Linked DNA regions of Mus musculus: region 2 is linked to region 1. The links are chromatin contacts, found by Hi-C or POLR2A ChIA-PET in ENCODE. All regions are on one chromosome and are shown on one strand. The core of a region is the stretch at or near the end of the contact, and the rest is flanking DNA. Distances in the headings are between cores, read along the strand shown. Region 1 holds the start of Pla2g6 (phospholipase A2, group VI). Region 2 overlaps Tmem184b (transmembrane protein 184b).

Evidence for each region. A loop is a pair of places that touch in the nucleus more often than their neighbours do. ChIA-PET counts read pairs that join two places held with the same protein, here RNA polymerase II (POLR2A).
Region 2: a map of heart shows a loop between it and region 1 (1.9-fold over the local background). The contact joins the enhancer-like site here to the promoter of Pla2g6 in region 1. A Hi-C loop is called at or near these places in 3 of 37 maps with a recorded cell type or tissue (heart and v-Abl transformed pro-B cells). POLR2A ChIA-PET finds 5 or more read pairs at or near these places in 3 of 5 experiments (Patski and embryonic stem cell).

Annotation. Positions count from the first base shown.
Region 1 is chr15:79,323,559-79,330,723 of GRCm38, forward strand. Pla2g6 (phospholipase A2, group VI) reads right to left here and starts at 4,813. Exons shown (of 17, transcript NM_001199023.1): 1 at 4,077-4,813.
Region 2 is chr15:79,359,342-79,366,239 of GRCm38, forward strand. Tmem184b (transmembrane protein 184b) reads right to left here. Exons shown (of 9, transcript NM_172608.1): 7 at 6,446-6,615; 8 at 5,944-6,138; 9 at 1,343-3,544. The coding sequence ends at 3,303. Among named protein-coding and RNA genes, the nearest start is that of Mir1943, 13 kb to the right of the region's middle. Within about 2 kb of position 5,015, at least 1 of the 3 ENCODE cell types and tissues checked has a DNase peak (open chromatin) inside an H3K27ac peak, as active enhancers do; it is heart, where a contact is called at or near this core.

The sequences.
Region 1 (7,165 bases), core at 3,563-6,062:
ACAGAGACATGTCCCCTATGTTGAAAGGCCTGGCCTCTGTCCAGCCTCCTGGGGCCAGTGTGATACAGGATATGACACAGTAACTAAGGAAAAGGCCAGACGCCAACCCACTGTGACAACACCACCAGCAGCCATTGTTCTCTTCAGGTGGAAGAGAGGAAATGAACTCTGTGGACCCATGGGCCACACACATCCTGGAACAAGCATGGCAGGGCCAGGCAGGAATGCTACAAAGCATTTATGTGCCTACTTCTTGGCATCCTGCCGCTACCATCTCGGCCAGGCTGCCATCAGGGCAGCTAAGGAATCTTCCACTGGGGGCCTCCCTCAAACCTCTTGGGGCTTAGTCTCACAGTTTTTACATTCCTGTAACATTGTTTTCTACTGCTGACAACTGTCACTACTGCTCTGCCCCAGAGCTGGCTCCTAGATGAGGTCATCTGACACAGAACCCCTGTTTCCAGCCAGAGATGCCACAACTGAAAAGGGCCAAGCCAAGCCATTCATGGTGCCAGTGCCGGTGACGACCCTTCATGCAGCCTAAGGTTAAGATCTGTGGCTTCTCCCCTTGTCTCTAACCCATTCCCTGTCAGTGTGCCGCCTTGGTTTGCTTCTGGAAGGCAGATGGTGTCTGTGGACATCTACAGCTCTCCTGGAGGAACGGAAGACAAGACCAGAGAAGAGTATACTCACATCAGAGATGGAGAGATCCATCCAGAGAGGGCCTCAGATGGAGGGTTCAGATGACAAACTATAGAAATACACTCTGGCCACCAAAATGAAAACCAAACAAGAGCCCTGGAGGGACCATGGAAGGGTCTTCAGTGAGCCCCCCAGGAGGGGCTACTTGGGTCCATGAGGGCCAGGCTCAGAGTGTGTGGTCCCTGGGGAAGGACACTGGAGGACAGGACTTGAGTTCTAAGGAAAGACAGAAGACAGCTGAGGGGGGTGGGGAGAGGCCCTCCTGGCATGCACAGCAGGGGTCACAGCTGGGAGGACAGAGGCATGCATGGCCACCATGGGTGATCACTGTCACCTGGACTGGCTGAAGGAGGTCTGCATCCACCTCTGCCGTGGTGAAGGGCGGGTCTCAGGAAGACTGCTCTCACTCTGAGGGTCACTCTCCTGGCAAGGCTGCCAGGCTGTTCACCTTCCCTCCTCCCTTTTGGATGCTTGCAGGTAGAAACTGCTTGGCGGGAGCCATGATCCATCCAGTCCATTCTACAAAACCCAGAATGTCCTCCCTGCTCATGCGAGCCCCCCCCAACCCCCACTCCTCATTCTGAGTCCACTCTCACTCCAAAGGCAGAGTAAGCAGTGGACTGACCCCTCCCTACAAGCCGGCACTCAACGTGGTTCAAAATGGAGGTACATGAGTCTAGGTCATGGTCTAGCCTTACACACATGGCTCCTCTATGGCTGTCTAGCACACAGACTACAAACTGAATGGCCATATCTCCCGGTGGAATGACAGTACCTCACTGCTGATGGACTCTATGCCATATGGATCTCCAATACTTCAGAAAGCCCAAACTCTAGAGAATGTATCAGAATCCTCAGAAAAGGCCCAGCCTGCACTCCAGCCCCCTGACGTGACTCTAGTCATTCAGTCCCAGCAGACAGGTCACATGTGTGCCTCAGTGTCCTTGGGCGCTCCTGCACCTTCACTCCCTGGCCTGTATCACTCCTACCCCCACTTAACATCTCTCTCATAATAGACAAAGGATATGCACTCAAATAAACCTCCCCTTTCTTGTCTCTCAAGAACCAGTTTGGAGGCCACTTCCTCCAGAAAGCTCTTTTCTCCCCTCAGCCTTTCCCCTTGGCAACCCTACTCCATGGGGTCCCTCACAAAGGACCGTGGCACTGCTTTGATTCCTTAGGGTGCATGGCACCCACTTCCAGCAGCTGTTTGATGTAAGTGAACAAATCAATGGACATCTGTGAGCCACCAGCCTGCGTCCCTAAGGCAGTGGGACAGGGATCCCATGCCCCCGCACATCTGGCTCTCACACCACAAAGCAAGGCGGGTGAACCCAGCCTCTGGCTTTCCTCCAAGGACCACCTGCTCCCCCACCAGGAGACCCTTCCTCCAGCACTGCTGCTCTTGGGACTGGTTGGTTCCTCTGGGAAAATCAGTTTTACTGCCCAGCATGGTTCCAACATCGGTTCTCAGTGTTTCAGCCTTTTTAGAGATGAAACTGCCTCCACCTGACACAGACAAGCATGGAGGGAGGAGAACCAGGCCAGAACACCTGAGCCTTCTTGTCTCAGGTAATGGCTGTAGGGGCTTTCAGGAGCACACCCAAACACACAGGACTGCCCGCCAATTCCCACAGCACGTCTCATGATTAGATTACTGGGGTCACCCTCCTGAGCAGCTGACACCTATCCCTGTCCACCCCACCCCACCTCCATGGCTCCAGGCTGAGGACCTGAGGTCCAATCCAAGTACCAGGCCCCTGCTGTCACTTGACTTCCTGCCACTTTTGTATCTGTTCACGCTGCCCAGGAGAGCACACCCTCTACACAGGCCACACTTATTCATGTGTACACACACATACACACACACACACACACACACACACACACACACACACACACACACACGTAAACTCAGTGCTCAGGAGGCAATTCCTTCCAGGATATTCTTAGTTATATCATTCTATTGGATGCCTTGGAAATCCCTCTTAAGCATGCCACCATAATTACATTTAACAAGACAAGCAACCCCTAGGGAGGGGAAATGCTGTAAGCCAACAGAAGGAGCCCTTAGACAACATGACAGTCTCATGGCAGTCTCATGGCTGGTGTCACACTGTAGGGCACAGGTCCCCTGACTTCCTACAGGGTGCAGGAGGAAAGGCATCTGCCCCATGAGCAATTGGATTCAGCAACACGCCACACTGAACAGTGTCTGCCATGGTCCCTTGGGCATAGCTGCCTGGGGCGGGTCACTGCCACTGCCCTCAAAGCTGGAGAGATTCCAGGAAGTTAAGAGCACTTGATACTCCTGAAGAGGACTCGGGCTCAGCTTCCAGTACCTACACGGCAACCCACACCTTCTTTAAAAAAAAAAAAGATTTATTTTTTATTTTATGTATGTGAGTACACTGTCACCGACTTCAGACGCACCAGAAGAGGACATCAAATTCCATTACAGATGGTTGTGAGCCACCATGTGGTTGCTGGGAATTGAACTCAGGACCTATGGAAGAGCAGTCAATGCTCTTAACTGCTGAGCCATCTCTCCAGCCCCCACAAGTCCTTTAATTCCAGATCCGAGTGAATTCAGCATGCATGGAGTGTACTTACATAGATCCGGGAAAAACATTCATATGTATAAAATAAAAATAATTTAAAAAAATAAATAAACTGGGGACTCTCTACAGTGAAAACCTAGCCCCAAAGGTATTAGCATGACCCTGGCAAAGGAGGTCACTGGCCTCCCTTCCCCAGGCTAAGCAGGAACAGCGGGCGGGCGCTAGCTACATCAATATTTGCTCAGTGGAAAGGGAGCAGAGAATAAAGGTAACAGAAATAAAAGCGCCTGGTTGTCAGGGTGATTAATAAACACTGAAAACATGAACAAAGGGGAATGCTCTCCCTTTGGTCCTCTCTCTCCCTATCCCCCAGCCCTTTCCATCCTGCCTATGAAACAACAGCAAAGCAGGGAGCTTGTACAGGGCCACACTGGTCACCAAGCCTTGTCTTCTACATCTTCTCATTCAAATACTGAGCCTCGTGGCAGTCACTAATGTGGGCAGAAAATTCAGTCCTATCTGGCACAGTGAGAAAACAGACAAGAACAGAGCATGGCCTCCAAGCTCCAGAACCACGTGAAGGCAGAGACCAGAACAAAACACTGCACTAGTCTAAGGGTGGAGCTTCAACGAGGCCAAACCAAACCTGCCCAATCCTGTCGGGCTGGCAAGAGGGCAGGTGGGGGAACTTTAGAGGAAGGATTGGTATTTGTTTGCGATCATGTGAACTGCCCATTAAAAATACAGGCAGAGATCCATAAACCCTTGTGCCCTCCCAGTCGCACTCACACCCAAATCCCTAGTCACAGTCACCTGGGTCACAGGCTCCTAGTCGCCAGCTTCCAGGTCATCGGAGGGAGCTGGAGGTGAACCCAGGATTGGAGGCTAGAGAACTGGGAAAAACACACGGGGGAGCAAATGGAAACCGGAGGCACAAGAGAAGATAAGCAGGGAGTTAGAAATGGGGGCTCAGGGGTTGGGCACAAAGGGACGGACGCAGGAAGCAGGTGGCGTGGGGGAAATCGGGCAATGAGGCAGAAAACCAGGAGCACTCAGAAGCGCAGAGAGAGGAGCTGGGGACAGTGGACAGTCCAGGGTGAAAGTCGGGCAATGAATTGGGAGAAGGGTTGATTTTGGAAGTTGGGAAACTGAGGGCGGCAACGGAGAAGAATGCGGTCACCGGATGGGAGTTGGGGACGCCAGGGGATGAAAGGACAGAAGCCGGGAGCACTCAAGGAGGCCAGATAGGAGTTAACGGAGGACATGCCTCAGAGTCGCAGACACGAGGCCGGTCCTAAGCAGGGTCCAGGTGACGACATTCAAGACAGGGGCACCAGGAGGTTTGGGAAAGGGCCGTCAGGCCCCGCCCCCGCCGCGCCGTCACTCACCTCGGCTTACTCAGCACTTCTCAGCCCTCCTACTTCCGCAAACTGACGCGCCCCGCCCACGTGACGACACTACGGCTCTCCACCAATCCACCGAGCCCATGCCGCAGGCAGGCTGTGGCCCCGACCCCAAGCGTGGACCTCGCACGCGGTCAGGCGCCGCCATCTTCTATAACTGCCCAATGGAAGCCGCTTCTGTTGCCAGGGGGCGGTCGGGCTTCTGACTGAAGCCAATTCTGCGTGGCTGATGGGGGCCATGCCTCGGGCGGGCGGAAGTTTCTCGTGAGGGCAGTTTGGCTGACGTGTTGATAAAGGGCAGGAGGCTGTTCCCGGCTCCCTTCGACCTCAAGGAATCCAGGGTGGCTCGGACTCTGAACTTTTCTGTTTCTGGCAACACATGAAGATAATAAGAAAGAAAATCAATAAAGCCACAGGATATAACCGGGAAGAGCCTGCTTTGATGTTGCCAGGTTCTCCCAAACCAAATTGCAAATAAAAATATGGAATTAACGGTTAGGTTGAAATAAGACAAAATAAAAAAAACTTTCAGGTGGGGAGGGAGGTAATACGCGCGCGCATATGTGTGGTGGGTGGTGGCCAACATAGGGTTTCTGTAGACCAAGCTGGCTATGAACTCAGATTGCCTGGTGTGTGCCACAAGCTTTTTTTTTTTTTTTTTTTTTTTTTTTTTTTTTTTGAGATAGGGTCTCCCACTGAATCTGGAGCTCCCCCACTGGGTTAGCCTAGCTGGCTATGGAACTCCAGGAGGCTTCTTGTTTCCTCTTTCCCAGCTTTGAAGTTTAAAACATTTACCTTTTTCCGTGGGTGCTGGGTATCGAACTCAGATCATTGTGACAACTTCACAAGCACTTTTCCTACTGAGGTATCTAACCAGCCCCCGAACAAGCCTAGTGGCAAGTGATAAAACTGTATTTGTTGCCTACCAACTCTACCTCAAGATGCCAGGCAATTCTGGGTGTGGTTATTGCACACGTACAATCTCAACATTTGGATGCTGGATCAGGAGTTCAAACCCAGCCACAACTAGTTCAGTTGAATCCCAACCTGGCACTCTGTCTCTCAATAAATAAATGAATGGATGTCTGGAGGAATCTTAGCACTTTTAGTAGGATTTTACTTGAATGACCTCTGTGAGGCTGAGAAGTAGCTGCGGTTGCGTCTGGGAATAGGTGATTGTCACTGAGAAGACTCAGACCTCATGCCTAACTATCATGGAATTCCAATAGATGGAATTAAAGTGAATAACGCGGGGGCTGGTGAGATGGTTCCTCGGTTAAGACCACTGGCTGTTCTTCCAGAGGTCCTGAGTTCAATTCCAGCAACCACATGGTAGCTCTCAACCATCTGTAATGGGATCTAGTGCCCTCTCCTGGCATGCAGGCATACATGCACACAGAGCACTCATACCATAAATAAATAAATAAATAGATAGATAGATAGATAGATAGGTAAATAGATAAATAAATAAATAAATAAATAAATAAATAAATAAATAGTGAATAAATACATGGTTGGTAATGCTGATTTTAAGGACTGCTGGAGAATAGCCAGGAGCCTGGGTTTGGTGACTCATTTACTTTGGACTAAGCTGCTCTCTTCCCCATCTCCAGTCTACCAGCTTCGGTTGAACCTTTACTTTCTTTTTTTTTTTTTTTTTTTTTTTTAAAGGAATTATTTATTTAATATACATGAGTACACTGTAGCTGACATAAGACACACCAGAAGAGGGCATCAAATCTCATTACAGATGGTTGTGAGCCACCATGTGGTTGCTGGGAATTGAACTCAGGACCTCTGGAAGCGGAGTCAGTGTCCTTAACCGCTGAGCCATCTCTCCAGCCCCGAACCTTTACTTTCTTAAATGAGCCTTGAGCTAGGGGCCTAGCGAGATCTCCCCAGGCTGTTCTCTGTCCTGATGCTCTTCTTAGTCTCTCCACAGACACAAATAGCCAGTTGCCAAGCAACCAGAGCAACCACCTTTCTAGGTTTAGTTAAGAACCTACCCAGGTTGCCAGGGGCGTTGGCATACACCTGTAAGCTTACCACTTGGGAAGGAAAAGAACGGTTTCACAAATTCAAAGCCAGCCTGGGCTACATAGCAAGACTTTTTCTGAAAAATACAAGTAAAAGATAAGTAAGAGGGGGGCATGTGGGGGTGGGGAAGGAATCAGGATGTAGAGTGGATACATTTTTTCTTTTTTTTTTTTTTTCTTTTTGGTTTTTCAAGACAGGGTTTCTCTGTGTAGCCCTGGCTATCCTGGAACTTACTCTGTAGACCAAGCTGGCCTTGAACTGCGCTGGGATTAAAGGCATGCGCCACCACCGCCTGGCTACAAGGGGACTTTTGAAGTTGGCCTAAATGTATTTTTCATTATGCTATGTTTAGGTATGGCCCCCAGAGACTCCTGTTTGAACAAGCCTATGGTGGACAGGGAGTGGAATGTGATGGTTTGCATATGCTCGTCCCAGGGAGTGGTCTTGTTAGAGGAAGTGTGT
Region 2 (6,898 bases), core at 3,765-6,264, 36 kb after region 1:
GCTGTCTTCAGACACACCAGAAGAGGGCGTCAGATCTCATAACAGATGGTTGTGAGGCACCATGTGGTTGCTGGGATTTGAACTCAGGACCTTTGGAAGAGCAGTTGGTGCTCTTAACCACTGAGCCATCTCTCCAGCCCCAAGTCTGATTTTCTACAGCCCTGTGGGAACTACATCCCAGTGTTTTTGAGCCAGGGAGAGAGAACTACTGAGTTCTGGGAGCTAGGCTTCAGTCTCAGTCAGGGGATGGGTTTGTATGCATACTCACTGACTCTGCCATCCTGGTGAGGGGTGGACTCCTCTGGTCTTCAGCCAGGGCAGTAGGGTTTTTCTGGGTGGTACTGCCTGGTTTCTTATAGCTCCAGTTTACTTTGAAACACTGGTTCTCAACCTTCCTAATGGTGGGATCTTTTAATACAGTTCATGTTGTAGTGACCCCTAACCATAATCTGTTGCTAGTTCATAACTGTCACCTTGCTGCTGTTATGAATCACAATGTAAATATCTGATATACAACCCCTATGAAAGGATTGGCCGACCCCCGGAGGGGTCACTTTACTATAACGGTGCTATAGAGGACTAGTCTAGAAAAGCCAGAAGGGCTGCAAAACCTAAAAGCACAAGAGATGCTAGAGGAATCTTGTATGTGGCAAGTCCGGGAGTGAGGGAAGAGGCCAAAGAAAGGGGCAGAGGGGAGAGCCCGATCACGTGGCTTGGCTGGACCCACAGAACTTTCTCCCCCTCAGATTGGGGCTGTGCCAAGACTTCTTCCTGAGAGGCCTGGCAGCTGGAAGGGGTATTGGGTGGGGGTGGGGGTGTGCACAGACAATGTAGGTAGGCCGTTTACCTTCGGGTTATAGGCTGCTTAGGAAGTTCCCTCCCCCACGTGCATTCCAGTCATGCCTGTCACCCATAGGCCAGGCTCTTGGAAAGGCATGGTGCATGCAGGGAAGGTACCCATGACCAGGAGCTCCTGCCCTAGGCTCCTGGTCCCTAAGGATGGAGGGTTGGCTCAGGGAAGATGAGGCAGGTGTGCAAGTCTTCTGGGAGATGCCTTACAGAAGAGGTGACCACCTGCCTCTGGAAAAAAACAAGGACTGAGGCCCAGCCCTCTCAGGGATGGGGAGAGGAAATTCCCCGTGTTAGGCTGTCTGGGAAGAGAGAAGAAACTGTCAAATAGGGATGTGGGACCTGATTTTAGACCCAGACGGTGTAAACGCCCCCATGACCTACATCCACTTCACACACAGGAAGAGAGAGGGTGGACGTCTCTGCCCACGGCCACTACACTTCTCCCAGACAAGAGGGGAAAAGAAAAAAAAAACCTCGCTGGCAGGCAGAAGAGATTTCAATACAATCTATATTATCTCATATATATATTTCTTCCTGACTTTATTTGCTTGCTTCTGTCACGCATTTAAAATATCACAGAGACCAAAATAGAGCGGCTTTCTGGTGGAACGCATGGCAGTCACAGGACAAAATACAAAACTAGGGGGCTCTGTCTTCTCATACATCATACAATTTTCAAGTATTTTTTTTATGTACAAAGAGCTACTCTATCTGAAAAAAAATTAAAAAATAAATGAGACAAGATAGTTTATGCATCCTAGGAAGAAAGAATGGGAAGAAAGAACGGGGCAGTTGGGTACGGATTCCTGTCCCCTGTTCCCAGGGACCACTAGCTTCCTGCCACTGAGTTCCCCCACAGCCTCACCCATCATGTCACAGGGCAAGTGCCAGGGTAGGTGGGGACCAGTGGAGACAGGAAGCAGCAACATACTTTGGCCTGGAAGATAAGGAGAAGTCTCAGAAACACACTGGTGGAAGCAATCCCACGGCCGTGCCCCAGGAGCTCCCACCTGTCTGCTGCCTCCCTGGGTGGCTTGGGAGCAGCTGGCCAGGCCCTCTGGGTGGGGCCGAGCTGGCCTCTGGGCCGTGTGGAAGGAAGGAAGGAGGCTAAGAAGGTTGCTAGGATGTGACAGCCCCATGAGGTCCCTCCCTATGGACCCCAGGGAAGGAACCTGTTTGTTCCAGAGGTGACCAAGGGGAGAGCATCCACTGAAGGCTACAAGGTAGGGCTCCCCACCACTCTCCACCTCAAGAGGCTACTGGAGCCAAGACCAAGTGCTGCTTGAATTCTGCTTACCAGGCCCCTGCCACCCTACCTCTGAGATCCCAGCCCTGGGAGGCAGCTCTGGGATGTGCGTGTAGAGGGAGCCAGGGAGAGGGTGGGTGGTCCCAAGGATGCCCAACCCAGCGCTGCGGAACCCTGAGTGCCAGCAGCTCAACGAGGAGTGCCTGGAGCAGACGGGAACTGGGGAGGGGCTTTCATATGTGACTAAGGCACAGAAGAGATGGGCCAGGGGCCAGATGGAGCAGACCACCAGGCCCTGTATGGTCAGGGGACCCAGGAGGGTCTGAGACCACCCCTACCTTGGCCCCGCTGTATGACCATCCCTCCAGCCTCCCTCTGGAAGTGATCTGTAATGTGGAGACTGACTTTTCCCATGACCCAGGAGGGATAAACCCCAGGGAGACCAGGGCCTAGCAGGAGTCTTTGCTCCATTGAGGAGGTGGTGGGGAACCCAAGCCCTGGCACAGTCAGGAAGTATAAGGGAGTGTGGGGGCTCTGCCCCCAACTATCAAGAACTGGACCCAAGTGAGAGGGCAGTGTGGGCTTCTGGCTGTCCTCAGCAGGCAGAGTGGCCACAGTGAGGACACCCAAGGATCCAGAGCCCCACATGTCACCAAAGGGCCCATAGGCACAAGGCATCCTTCCTAAGTGGGCCCTGAGGCTCCTGGGGGCTGGCTCTGGTCCTTGCAGCATGCCAGACAGGCCTAGGTTGGGAGAGGGGGAGGGTCCACAGAGCATTCACGTCTCTACCTGCCCAGAATGTGACAAAACTCACACTGGACAAGGGTGACCAGGGAGAAGCGGGCAAAGGCCTGGGGAAAGACCAGGCTGGGTCTGGGTATTGCACGGTGTAGGGTGGGCTGGGCCTGACAGCTCGGCAGATATCTTGTTGGGGAGGGGGCTTAGGATGCAGCTTCTGGCCAACACACGGTACAGGATGAGTCGCAGAGATGTGACAGCTACAGCCGCTGTCCTCTGCCCCTGCCCCAGCTAGTGCAGGGCTGGCCAGGGAGAAATATTCCTGAGGCCTGTTCCTCTGGAAGTGATATGCGAGTTTCTGGTCCAATAAATAAAAGGGCAGCAGCCATGCTGTGCTGGTTGCTCTGCTCCCCAGCCTGGCTGGGGGCTGGGGGAAGCACCTCTCCTTCCCCTCCAGGGCCCACACTTAGAACTCATCATCAGAGCTGAGCAGCAGAGTCTTCTCATTGTCGCGTGCACCACTAAGGCTGTGGGAGCGGGAAAGGCTGTGCGTGCCGCCACGCCAGGTGGGCCCGGGCTCCAGAGTGGACTGCTGCGTGTACTGCTGGTAGGCTGGCGAGAAGTTGTGGATGGCGTCCTGCACAATATCGTGTGGGTTCATGGTCTCTTTGAGGCTGCTGGAGATGCTCTTCATGGGGGCGCAGCGGCCTGAGGGGAGGGCGGAGGGGGGGGCACATGAGGCCGGAGTGGGAGGAGGAAGACTTGGTCAGTCCCTGCCCCTACTCCTGGGACAGACCCCACCCCAGTGCTCCTGGGACATGAAAGGGACAGGACACCAAGGCTGCTGCTGACCAGGAGAGACCTGGGGAGCTGTGAAGGAAGCTAGGACAAAGGGGCAGAACATAGCACTCAGGGAGGAGAAGACAGGGCAGGACGGGAAAGCTGCAGGCAGTCACTTGGCCCACCAAGCTCTAGTGCTAGGCTGTGACCCCTAGCCTGGGATGGCTGCTGAACCAGGTCTCAGGTACAGTAGCAGGCTGGCCTGTTGGCTGTCCCTCCCAGAGGGCAGGAACTCGCTACCTTGACTTGCTTCTAACTCATCCACCTGTGCCCCACAGCATCAGGGTAGGACTGGGGACACAGTGTAGGCCACCAAGCCCAGCTGGAGCGATGAGCTCAACACTGGGCCCAGGCCGTGAATGGGACTCATACTCTCTCAGAAACACTACTAAATGCCCCTCCTGTTACTTTAGGGGCACTGTGTTCCAGAACCGAGCAGAGTGTACTTCAAAACCAGAGAATGGAACGAAGGCAGCCAAGCTCTGCAAAGGCAGCTCTCTCAGTCAGGTGCTCGGGGCTCTCACCTAGGAGTGCCAGCTTGGAGGAGTGGGTACACGCGGGGCTACAAAAAGGCATGCCAGTGACGGGAGCAGACTGACGTGCAGGACAGACGTGCAGACAGAGCAGAGAGCAGACCTACCGTATGGGCCGTACGTCAGCACTACCCGAGGCCAAACCCAGGGCAAATGCAGAGGAAAGGGGCAGGGAGAAAAGCCGGAGGGATAGAGAAGATAAGAGACAGCTGAGTGAAAAGGGCCTGCTCGCCCCAGGCCCAGTGACGCCCCCACCCATCCCCAGACACCCAGGCTGCCCCTGAAGGGCAGTGCTCGTGCTAATAGGGGTCACCCTGATGGCAGTGGAAGTTCCACCCCATATCTGAGGGCCCCTCTTCCCACTTCTCCTAGGTCTGCTGGAGCTATGCCTACAGGGAGCTCTGTGTCTTACAAAACTCACTCCAATGTATAGTGCTAGAAATCAAGGCTCAGAGACGATCACAGAGAGTGTTCACCCCAGCCTAATCTGAGTGCCATGGTTAGGAGAATGGACAACAGCCCGCAGCAGCAGCTTGTCCTGGGTGGGCTGTTTCTTCTAGGGTGGGTGCATCTATAGGGGAGGTCCTGCCTGAGGGAAGTACAGGGAACAGCCACCATGCCACCAGTAAAGTGCTCCTGCAGAGCCTCTAAGACACAACACCCCTCTGTGCAAACTAACCTGGCTTGCTTCTAGCAGCCTGGCTAACCAGGTTTAAGGGATATGGATAAAAGTTATCGGATCTTTCCCACTGGGGCCTAGCAGGAAGCGGGGTGGGGGTGGACCAACTAGCAACTCTCGGCAGAGCAGGGATGCCCTCAAGCACCAGGGTGGCGGCTAAAGCGCCATTGTGTCAGGGAGCACAGGCCTGCAGAGGCAGCTGAAGGTCACTCCCAACCGAGAACAGCAAAGGGGCTGGGCAGGGAGTCCTGTCTTGTGGGTCCCTAAGACTCCCCATGCCAACCACAGGGACCCATGGTGGGCACTGAGGCTTGGGTAAGGGGTTTCTGGCCTGCAGCCATGACGTAAAGCTGACAGCAACTAGATGGCGGTGGGCAGGTACTTTAGTCAGGAGGCCTCCCTTTCCTGTCCCTGCTGTCTCTCACCGGATGGCAGCCTCAGGCATTCCCCTCAGGAACAAGCCTTCTACACACCTGGCCCACTGCTTCTCCAGACACCCGCACGGGCCAATCACAGAGGTGCCCAGGTTGGCCCTACCCACCAAGATCTTTCTAGGGCTCCTGTGGACACCAGGGCTATGGGATACTGCCTTAGCAACAAGGATTAGAGGCGTGAAGGGCCAGCGGCGGGCATGCCTTTGACCCTGCTTTTCACAGGGAAGTGGGGTTTCTGTGGTTTGCTCCTTGAAGACAGCTCAGCAGGCAGAAGACAGGTCAGAGCAGACGCTACTCAGTGGAGTTTGCTAGTCTCTGTCCCTACTTTTTTTTTTTCCTCAAACTCATAGTAACCCTCCTGCCTCAGCTTCCTGAATGCTGGGATTATAAGAATATACCTTTCTATACCATTTGTAGGTCTCTATGCTAGGACCTACATGGGTGAACTGAGCTTCTACAAGCTAACTAGGGGTCCCTCTGGATTCTGACAGCCCCGCTACTCTGACATCTTTAGCTCATCTTTCAGTATACTCAACCCTCACAAGATGCCGGGTGGTGGGGGTCTCTGGAGTTGGCCTCCTAAGACTGGGGTCATGCCCTGGGTAGGAACCTGGCTCATACCTTGAGCGTCCAGTCTCTTGTCAGCGTAGACCTTGTAGGTGAAGGCATGCCGCAGGGCCAAGGCCGCGAAGAACATCTCCACACAGATGATGAAGTCCTGGTAGCCGGCAGCCACGGTGCCCTCACCCACTGACACTCGCGCTGAGTTGATCTTGGGGATGGCCCCGCACTTCTCTAAGATGGCCAGCAGCATGCCTGTATAGGGAGAGCCACTGTCTGGTCACACGCCAGATCCCTTCCCATGCCCTGCAGTCATGCAGTGCCACCCAAACAGCCACACACCCCAGGGTACAATAGGGCTCATTTGCTCCTGGAGACACTGAGAACAGGAGTTTCCTGCAAGCTTCACCCCTCCCAAGTGCCCAGTGAGTTCCAGGCCAGGATCTTAAAGGACAGAACTCTGGCTGGAACCCACAGTTCTGGAAACATGAACCGAGTGGGAGATGGGACCAGGGTGGAAGCAGGCACTGGGGCTATGAGCACCAGGTGAGAGAAGGCCGACCTTGCCAGAAGGAGAGGAATATGACGGACTTGACCATGAAGAACTTGAGGACAGGGCTGTAGGGGCTGAGCAGCTCCCTTGTGGCAAAGTAGAAGAGGAAGAGCGCATATAGGGCCAGGCTGACGGAGATGTTGTAGATGATGGTCACGTAGAGGTACCCACTGGTGACACTGTGGGGAGGCATGTGTGGCTGGGACCAGCTCTGTGAGGGCAAGCTGCCCCCTCCTCCACCCTGCCCACAACCTGCTCCCATAGGTCACAGCTGTGCTCTCCAGTAAGGTACAATGACCCCCTGGAGGGAGGGGACAGGGGATGGGGACAGAGTGGGAATGGAGTGCAGAGGTGCTGCCAGCAGGCCAGCCTGCCATTACCGCTTCTCCCACTCACATGGAGGCCCTGCTCTGAGTCCACTCCTTATGGAGGACACTAGAGAGAAGCTGGGGCTATGCTGGA